2 separate regions of the Homo sapiens genome follow, and region 2 is linked to region 1. The links are chromatin contacts, found by Hi-C or POLR2A ChIA-PET in ENCODE. All regions are on one chromosome and are shown on one strand. The core of a region is the stretch at or near the end of the contact, and the rest is flanking DNA. Distances in the headings are between cores, read along the strand shown. Region 1 holds the start of ALDH7A1 (aldehyde dehydrogenase 7 family member A1). Region 2 holds the start of SPMIP10 (sperm microtubule inner protein 10).

The links. Hi-C counts contacts between places; a loop is a spot of excess contacts on that map. ChIA-PET counts read pairs that join two places held with the same protein, here RNA polymerase II (POLR2A). Pooled maps may share reads with other maps.
Region 2: POLR2A ChIA-PET joins it to region 1 with 10 read pairs in Panc1. The contact joins the promoter of SPMIP10 here to the promoter of ALDH7A1 in region 1. A Hi-C loop is called at or near these places in 2 of 168 maps with a recorded cell type or tissue (Caco-2 and HepG2) and 4 of 50 pooled maps. POLR2A ChIA-PET finds 5 or more read pairs at or near these places in 17 of 52 experiments (A549, A673, B cell and 14 more).

What each region holds. Positions count from the first base shown.
Region 1 is chr5:126,593,612-126,598,997 of GRCh38, reverse strand. ALDH7A1 (aldehyde dehydrogenase 7 family member A1) reads left to right here and starts at 3,779. Exons shown (of 18, transcript NM_001182.5): 1 at 3,779-3,991. The coding sequence starts at 3,800. RefSeq lists a silencer at 1,312-1,475.
Region 2 is chr5:126,628,663-126,633,559 of GRCh38, reverse strand. SPMIP10 (sperm microtubule inner protein 10) reads right to left here and starts at 1,855. Exons shown (of 3, transcript NM_207408.3): 1 at 1,740-1,855; 2 at 906-1,014. The coding sequence starts at 1,825.

The DNA of each region.
Region 1 (5,386 bases), core at 2,530-5,029:
CCACGTGGCATGGGTGGCCTCCTGTCTATTAAATTCTTTCTTCTTTTTGAGACAAGAGTTTTGCTCTGTCTCCTAGGCTACAGTGCAGTGGCAAAATCTCGGCTCACTGCAGCCTCTGCCTCCTGGGTTCAAGCGAGTCTCATCCCTCAGCCTCCCGAGTAGCTGGGATTACAGGCATGCACCACCAGGCTCGGCTAATTTTTGTATTTTTAGTAGAGACGGGGTTTGACCATGTTGGCCAGGCTGGTCTTGAACTCCTGACCACCCTGACTCCTGATCTACCCTCCTTGGCCTCCCAAAGTGCTGGAACTACAGGCGTGAGCCACAGCACCTGGCTCCTCTGCCACTTTTAATACAGAACTGTTTTAAGGTGTCCTGAGTTTAGCCACTGCATTTTCATTTCTACAGGGCTTTGCAGTTTTCAAAGTGCTTTCATATATGATTCATTTAATTCTGTCTCTTCCTGCTCAACCTCATTACAATTCATCATTTCTGATTTTTCCTGAACTCCTGTTAAGCAGGGCTAACAGGAGTTTTGAAAAAAGGATGTAGAAGAAGGATGCAATCCCTGTTTTCAATGTGAGCAGTTGCTGGTGCCTATATTCCCAGAATTGGCTTATTTATTTTTTGAGACAGGGTCTTGCTCTGTCCCCCAGGCTGGAGTGCAATGGTATGATCTTGGCGCTCTGCAACCTCCATCTCCTGGGTTTAAGCGATTCTCCAGGCTCAGCCTCCCAAGTAGCTGGGACTATAGACGTGTACCACCACATCCAGCTAATTTTTGTATTTTTAGTAGAGATGGGGTTTCACCACGTTGGCCAGGCTGGTCTCGAACTTCTGATCACTCAAGTGATCCTTCCATCTTGGCCTCCCAAAGTTCTGGGATTACAGCTATGAGCCACTGTGCCCAGCCAGCCAGAATTGGTTCAGAAGGATGGGCACACTTCTCTTCTTGACTTGAAGAGAGGGCAGCCAACACTCCTTGATGACACTATGTGTTGCTCCTAATCCTTTGTGCCTCTATGTATTTTAATTTCGTTGAAGTGAATGGAAGAGAAGAGAAGGAAGAATGTGGTTTTGGGATATGTGGACAAATAATCTTGTTGGCTGATAGAAAGTGATGAGAATCAGTTAAAATGTCTGAGAATTAGCCGGGCGCGGTGGCTCATGCCTGTAATCCCAGCACTTTGGGAGGCCAAGGCGGGCGGATCACGAGGTCAGGAGATCGAGACCATCCTGGCCAACGTGGTGAAACCCTGTCTCTACTAAAAATTGAAAAATTAGCCAGGTGTGGTGGTGAGTGCCTGTAGTCCCAGCTACTCAGGAGGCTGAGGCAGGAGAATCACTTGAACCCGGGAGGCGGAGGTTGTGGTGAGCCAAGATTGCACCACTGCACTCCAGCCTGGGGACAGAGTGAGACTCCGTCTCTAAATAAATAAATAAATAAATAAATAAAGTCTGAGAATTAAAATTAGAAAAATTAGCACCATGGTCCTCCGTGTAGATGGAAGACAGCAGCAGGGTTGTTGATAGAGATTACCAATGTCAGATAGGGCATTGCAACTCCTTCGACGGTGTTATTCATTGGTTCATTTGTTCATATACTCATGTAAGTGAGCGTAAACTTGGAACAATGCTAGGAACTGTGGAGCAATGCAAAGATGAGTCAGAGATGGTCCTTGCCCTAACAGGAAAAAACTGTAGCATTTACAAAAGGAAGCATCATTCATGTATGCCTAGTACTAACTGCAGTTTCTGGTAGCTGCTTGATACATGCAGAGTGTTTGTTCAAATCATTTGTACTATAAGGGTGGAAGAGATAAAGCTTATGTTTGAATGCAGAGATGAAAGGGGCCAGGAGTGGTGGCTCAAGCCTGTAATCCCAGCTCTTTGGGAGGCGCAAGGCAGATCCCTTGAGCCGAGGAGGTGCGGACCAGCCTGGGCAACATGGGGGAACCCTGTCTCTACAAAAAATCCTCAAAAATTAGCTGGGTGTGATGGCATGCCTGTAGTCCCAGCTACTTGGGAGGTTGAGGTAGGAGGATCACTAGAGCCTCGGAGGTCGAGGCTTCAGTAAGCCATGATCCTGCCACTGCACTCTAGCGTGGGCAAGCATATTTTAAACTCATGTTCAAATAATGATGATTGAGATATTAGTATTTCCGTTTTACAGGGTAGGCCCAGTTGTTGTGAAATGAGATGGGGCATGCATGAATGGAAAGGATATTGTAGGAAGACAGAAATGGAGAATGAAAGAAATTGATCAAAACTGTCTTTATTCTTTAAGAGTAAGAGCTGGGCGTGGTGGCTCACACCTGTAATCCCAGCACTTTGGGAGGCTGAGGTGGGCGGATCACGAGGTCAGGAATTCGAGACCAGTCTGGCCAACATAGTGAAACCCCTTCTCTACTCAAAATACAAAAAATTGGCCAAGCGTGGTGGTGGGCGCCTGTAATCCCAGCTACGCAGGAGGCTGAGGCAAGGAGAATCGCGTGAACCCGGGAGGCGGAGGTTGCAGTGAGCCGAGATTGCGCCACTGGACTCCAGCCCTGGCAACAGTGCGAGACTACGTCTCAAAAAAAAAAAAAAAATGTAAGAATAGGCCGGACACAGTGGCTCACGCCTGTAATCCCAGCACTTTGGGAGGCAGAGGCGGGCAGATCACGAGGTCAGGAGTTCGAGAGCAGCCTGGCCAACAGGGAGAAACCCCGTCTCTACTAAAAATACAAAAATTAGCTGGTGTGGTGGTGTGCACCTGTAATCCCAGCTACTGGGGAGGCTGAGGCAGGAGAATCACTTGAACCTGGGAGGTTGAAGTTGCAGTGAGTGGAGATCGTGCCATTGCACTCCAGCCTGGGCGATAGGGCGAGACTCCATCTTAAAAAAAAAAAAGTAAGAGGCCGGGCGCAGTGGCTCATGTCTCTAATCCCAGCACTTTCGGAGGCTGAGGCGGGCAGATCATCTCAGGTCAGGAGTTCCAGACCAGCCTGACTAACATGGTGAAACCCCGTTTGTCCTAAAAATACAAAAAATTAGCCGGGTGTGGTGGTGCACACCTGTAATCCCAGCTACTCAGGAGGCTGAGGCAAGAGAATCCGCTTGAACCCGGTAGGCGGAGGTTGCAGTGAGCCGAGATCGCGCCGTTGCACTCTAGCTTGGGCAAGAAGAGCGAAACTCCGTTTCCAAAAAAAAAAAAAAAAAAAAAAAGTAAGAATATACCCAGGCAGGATATTTATAGAGGAAATGCAGCAATCTAATATTTATCATTAATTAGAAAACTTTAATTTGTAATCTACCAAAACAGTGAAAACAACCAACCCTTCCCCCGCCCCCCAATACAAACCCTCCGTTGCCTACTCCAGGGACAAGAGGCGTCACCATCGCTGAGGAGCTGGTTAGGAATGTCGGCTCTCCGACCCTAGCCCAGACTTACTGAATCAGAATGTGCATTTACCACGACGACCAGGTCATTACACGCATTTTACAGTTTCAGAACCCCTGCTATAGCCTACTGTACTTCAGCGCCAATATTTTGCTGAAAAGAATTCCCAGCTGGAACTGTGGCTCCCGGAGTCTTTCACCAGATGGCAGCAGCCCACTCCTCCCTGTAGCACTCCCATTGTTCCAGGCAGGATTCAGCCGCAGGCTCCTCCGGAAGACCAGGGGCAGACGGGGCGGTGGCGGGGTCGTGCCCAGTGGGAGGGGTCGGGTCTGCCCAATGGGTTCTCCCGGGCGGGGGGCGGGGCTCTATTTCAGCAGCTCTCAGGGCCTTGGGCTCATCCCGAGTCCCGGGCTCAGTATGTGGCGCCTTCCTCGCGCGCTGTGTGTGCACGCTGCAAAGACCAGCAAGCTCTCTGGACCTTGGAGCAGGCCTGCCGCCTTCATGTCCACTCTCCTCATCAATCAGCCCCAGTATGCGTGGCTGAAAGAGCTGGGGCTCCGCGAGGAAAACGAGGGCGTGTATAATGGAAGCTGGGGAGGCCGGGGAGAGGTACGCGGGCGCTCAAGAAATCTCTGCAGCCGCCGGGGCTCGCTCGAGGAGGCCGGGCGGGCACTGACCTACCGACTCCCCGCTGGCGCTGGATGCGGTAGTAGCATGGGAGATTTTGAAGCTCCACAGTAAAAGTTTTCTCGTGTAGGGTGCCTTTAAAACAAAAACTTAGATTTTAGGTCCTTGTGTGCTATGCAGAATCGACGTCATTTTGGAGCTGTAGGGGCTAAACTTCCCGCGCATATTTAAAACATTATGGTCTACCGGGCGCGGTGGCTCACCCCTGTAATCCCAGCACTTTGGGAGGCCTAGGCGGGCGGATCACCTGAGGTAGCGAGTTCAAGACCAGCCTGACCGACATGGAGAAACCTTGTCTCTACTAAAAAAAATACAAAATAGCCGGGCGTGGTGGCGCATGCCTGTAATCCCAGCTACTAGGGAGGCTGAGGCAGGAGAATCGCTTGAACCCGGGAGGTGGAGGTCGTAGTGAGCCGAGATCGTGCCATTGCACTCCAGCCTGAGCAACAAGAGCGAAATTCCGTCTCAAAAAAAAAAAAAAAAAAAAAAATTAAAACCTTATGGTCTTGGGATCTATGGTCTTGTGAGAAATGTGGCACACTGAGCGGTGCAACTGATCTTAATTTAGAGCTTAACTCTGGCTCTTCAGCTGTGACGTGCACCGCAGGTAACGTTCTTCAGTGTAGTTTTAAGTTATCTTCCTTCCTGAATTCTTTGGGAGTTTGCAAGCTTGGACGTGCCGAAATCTTGCCATGTTGTACGTTGGGCTGTGAACTCCTTTGAGGACTGGATTTTCAGCATTTCTCCATTGCCCAGGGCTTAACACCGCGCCTGATACCCATTACTGCTCAAAACAATGTTTTATAGAATACAATGGAAAGGTAAGGTTATTATCGCCCAGATTTTTTTTTAAAAGAAAGTTTTTTATAGGAGGATGTTATGTAACAGTTAACAAACTTTGTTGGACGTTGTATATTATATAATGAACCTGCCTTGGTAGAGGGAACACGTCTTTTGGTAATCAGTGGCTGTAGGAGATACAGATAATTTTAATTGCTCCTCAGACCTCGGTGTTTCATCCTGATTTCCGTGTGGTATCTGATCATTAGGCTCTTGGAGGCCTTTTTAGCTGTGCCTTGATTTTCCCTTTCATTGTTGACCTGAGACCTCTCCAGTTGGTGTGGACACGGGACTTTCCAACAGTTTTCCTGCCTTGGCCATTTCATCTCTGAGCAGAGGGTGGGCAGAGTAAGGAAGAGAAGAAATAACTAAAACTAGTCAGTTTGGTCTGTTATTAATGGAAAAAGAGACAAAATAACTGCTTATGTTAAGGCTTTTGTTTATATGCCTAATATTGAGATGTCAGAGGCGAGTTTT
Region 2 (4,897 bases), core at 606-3,105, 36 kb before region 1:
AGTGAGACCCCATCTCTACTAAAAATCAAAAAGCTAGCAAGGTGTGGTGATGTGCACCTGTAATCCCAGCTACTTGGGAGACTGAGGCAGGAGGATCAATTGAGCTCAGCAGATGAGGCTGCAGTGAGCTGTGATCACGCCACTGCACTCCAGCCTGGATGACAGAGCGAGACCCTGTCTCCAAAAAGAAAAAAAGGAATAAATAAATAAAACTGCTGACTGAACAGGAGCATTGAATGGGTAAATCATGTGTAAACTAGCCAAAATATTCCCATGCCTCTCTATCTGAATATGCAGTATAATCTAAAAAATATATGCTTTGTAGTGTACCTTTAATATTAATGGCATCTTCTGATGATGAGTTTAACAACTGCAAGATAGCATGATGTAGAGTTTCTGAAATTCTTCGGTATATAATTAGGTTATTTAAACAGATATTACTATTTAACATTTGTTTGCAAGTTTGTGACAGTACATCAAAATAGTTTTTGTATAGTTACACACGTCTATCACAGACATACTAAATTATATATATATATATATATATATATGTAAAATTTATTTATTTATTTAGAGACAGAGTCTAGCTCTGTTGCCCAGGCTAGATTGCAGTGGCGCAATCTTGGCTTACTGCAACCTCTGCCTCTCGGGTTCAAGAGATTCTCATGCCTCAGCCTCCCGAGTAGCTGGGATTACAACTGCCCGCCACCATGCCCAGCTAATTTTCATATTTTTAGTAGAGATGGGGTTCCGCCAGTTGGCTAGGCTGGTCTCGAACTCCTGACCTCAAGTGATCCACCCGCCTCGGTCTCCCAAAGTGCTAGGATTATTGGCACAAGTCACCGCATCCGGCTTAATGTTTTTGTTTTTGTTTTTTTTCCTTATGTGTGCTTATGGGGAAATACCTTCAGATTCACATTCCTGAATATCATGTTTTCTTTCCAAGGCATGACATAACGTCTTGGGATCATCCCTTGCTTTAATGAAAATCGTGGCAAATGAATCTCTTCATACCTGATGATTAGGAAAGCAAGAAGACATCTTGTGAGCCAAATACAATCATTTTAGCATCATTCCAGGCACTGGAGGCAGTTGTGCATTCATGTTTGGTCCCCTGCTGTTGCAGGACAGACGGCTGTGCCATTGAAACTCAGCTAAAAGATAACCATTTAAGTACCCATGTATCAGCAAGATCAAGTCAGGGCCAGGTATCTGTAATTCTAACTGCATGCTGTCCTTTACAATTTGCCCACAATGTCCATTTTAATCTGACTTTTTTTTTTTTTTTTTTTTTTTTTTTTAATGAGATGGAGTGCATTATCATGCCCAGCTGGGGTTTTGCCATGTTGGTCAGGCTGGTCTCGAATTCCTGACCTCAAGTGAACCACCCACCTTGGCCTCTCAAACTGTTGACATTACAGCCGTGAGCCACTGCACCCTGCCCATTTTAACTTGACTTTAAGGGAAAAGGCAAGGCACCTAGATTTGCCTCAGGCCTACCGACTGCCTAAAGGAAATGTCTGGCCAGCCACAAAAAACAGAAACTATATTGGCTTCTGAATTTATGTATGCTCTACACTCAGGTCAGATTTGCTTTCCCTGCACACATATTTCCCTCTGGAACATAAAGCTTTCTGTATAGATGCCAAAGGGGAACACAAAGTTATTGACCGTATCTTTGTGGCTCCCAGGTTGCAAAACAAGCAAACAAAAAACCCCAGAATCCCATAAATCCTTACTTATTAGCAGATTTATAGAGACTCTCATCAGAGCAGTTGTTAGTGAGTTTAGGCAAAGTAGGACAAGTATCTTTCCCTGAAGCCATTCCTGACAGCAATGGATGGAATACTCATCTAAAACTTCACTAACTCACTAGTCTAATTATGATGACAACGCTGCTCTGATGTAACAATGTTTTGCTAACTTCATAGTAACTCTCGGCAGTTACAGTAGCAGTTAAGAGTGTCCAGCTCACAGGTGTGGTGGTGGGTGCCTGTAATCCCAGCTACTCAGGAGGCCAAGGCAGGAGAATCACTTGAACCCAGGAGGCAAAGGTTGCAGTGAGCCGAGACTGCGCCACTGCACTCCAACCTGGGTGACAGAGTGAGACTCTAAATCAAAAAAAAAAAGTGTCCAGCTCAGAGCTATTTTCAGGGCTTTAAAAAAAATCCCCCTTCTGGCCTGGCACAGTGGCTCATGCCTGTAATCCTAGCACTTTGGGAGGATGTGGCAGGAGGATCACTTGAGCCCAGGAATTTGAGACCAGCCTGGGCAACATAGTAAATTCCGGTCTCTACAAAAAATAAAAAAATTTGGCCAAGTGTAGTGGCTCATGCCTGTAATCCCAGCGCTTTGGGAGTCCGAGGCAGGTGGATCACTTGAGGTCAGGAGTTCAAGACCAGCCTGGCCAACATGGTAAAACACCTTCTCTACTAAAAACACAAAAATTAGCCAGGCATGGTGGTGTGCGCCTGTAATCCCAGCTACTTGGGAGGCTGAGGCAGGAGAATTGCTTGAATCCGGGGGCAGAGGTTGCGGCAAACAGAGATGATGCCACTCCACTCCAGCCTGGGTGACAGAGCAAGATTCCATCTCAATAAATAAATAAATAAATAAATAAATAAATAAATAAATAAGCAAGCTGGGCGTGGTCACATGTACTTGTGGTCCCAGCTATTTGAAAGGCTGAGGCAGGAGGATCACTTGAACCCAGGAGATCGAAGCTGCAGTGAGCTGTGATTGCACCACGGCTCTCCAGTCAGGGCAACAAAGCAATACCTTGTCTCCAAAAAACAAGACAAAACAAAACAAAATAAAACAAATTCCTTTTTGAGTAGAACATCATTCTTATAATGAGCAATTAAAAATGAAGATGTTTGTGACACAAATTTGACACATACTAGAAAATACGTTGAACTGAACAATTATTCAGTAATTAAAAAATAATCACTTCAAATTAACATTCTGTATTGGTCCGTGGCTGATTTTCCTCTTTATATATTGCGTATGCCACCTACAGTCAACCGATTTTCAACAAAGGTGCCAAGAACACACACGAGGGAAAAGACAGTCTCTTCAATAAACAGTGCTGGGGAAATTGAACATCCCCATGAAGAAGAATGAGACTAGACCCCTACCTCTCACCATACACAAAAATCAACTCAGAATGGATTAGGATTAAATGTAACTTGAAACTACAAAACTACTAGAAAACATACAGAAATACTCTACAACATTGGGCTGGGCAAGGTTTTTTTTTTTTTTGAGACGGAGGTTCTCACTCTGTCACTCAAGGTTGAGTGCAGTGGCACAATCACGGCTCACTGCAGCCTCAACCTCAATCAATCGTGGGCCCAGGTGATCTTCCCACCCCAGCCTCCCAATAGCTGGGACCACAGGTGTGCACTACCATGCCTGCCTAATTTTAAAAATTTTCTTTTTTTTTGAGACAGAGTCTCACTCTGTCACCAGGCTGGAGTGCAGCGGTGCGATCTCAGCTCACTGCATCTTCCGACTCCCTGGTTCAAGCGATTCTCCTGCCTCAGCCTCCCGAGTAGCTGGGATTACAGGCATGTGCCACAACGCCCAGCTAATTTTTGTATTTTTAGTAGAGACAGCATTTCACCATGTGGGCCAGGATGGTTTTGATCTCCTGACCTCATGATCTGACCGCCTTGGCCTCCCAAAGTGCTGGAATTACAGGCGTGAGCCACCGCGCCCAGCCTAATTTTTAAATTTTTTATAGAGATGGGGTTTTGCCATGTTGCCCAGGCTAGTCTTGAACTCCTATGCTTATGTGATTCACCCACTCAAGCCTCCCAAAGTGCTGGGATTACAGGTGTGAGCCACTTTGCCTGGCCCAAGGATTTTTAAAATAAGACCTCAGCAAAACAGGCCAACAAAAGCAAAAATAAACACATGGGATTACATCAAACTGACAGGCTTTTGCACAGCAAAGGAAACAAGAGTGAAGAGACAACCTACAGAATGGGACAAAACATCTGCAAAATATATATCTGACAAGGGGTTAAAAACCAGACTACATAAAGAACAGTGAAAAATGACCAATCTGATTTAAAACTGGGTAAAATGACTGGGTGTGGTGGCTCATGCCTATAATACCAGCACTTTGGGAGGCTGAGGCAGGAGGATTGCTTGAGCCCAGGAGTTCGAGACCAGTGTGGTGCTAAGCATGATGGATCCTCAGGCAGGAAGATCGCTTGAGCCTGGAAGGTCGAGGCTGCAGTGAACCATGACTGTGCCACTGCACTCCCAGCCCAGGCAACACAGCGAGACACTGTCTTAAAAGGTGAAAGATCTTAGTAGACATTTCTCAAAAGAACACATGCAAAGGTCAAGTAATGAAAAAATGCTCAACATCACTATATACTGCACAACTGATATGTGTCCCATTTATGTTTCACCATCTATTACATGCAGCTCAAGAGTGTAAATCCAATTTGTTTAAACTCAAACCAATCCAGCCTATTTTATCCCCTAAGATTTGTCATATTGCAGAATATTTTAGGTTATGAAAACTGATTTTAATAAAGAAAGGTTACTAGTGAGGATAAATGCTTAAACTACTATAACAGAGAGGTGGATGGTTATTAGTGTAAGTCCTACCCACTGGCAAGTAGAAAAAATATTATTAGGCTAAGCAGGAAGAATTACTGCAAGATATGCTGGTTTGATGAGAGCATAAACTAAAAGAATACATACCTAAGAACAGTTTGCACATCTTGATTTGGATAGCCAGAAAGGTTCAGAGTCATCTTAGATAATTTTTTATTATATTTTTGGAGATGGAGTCTAGCTCTGTGCCCAGTCTGGAGTGCAGTTGCATGATCTTCGTTCACTGCAACCTCCGTCTCCCGGGTTCAAGCAATTCTCCTGC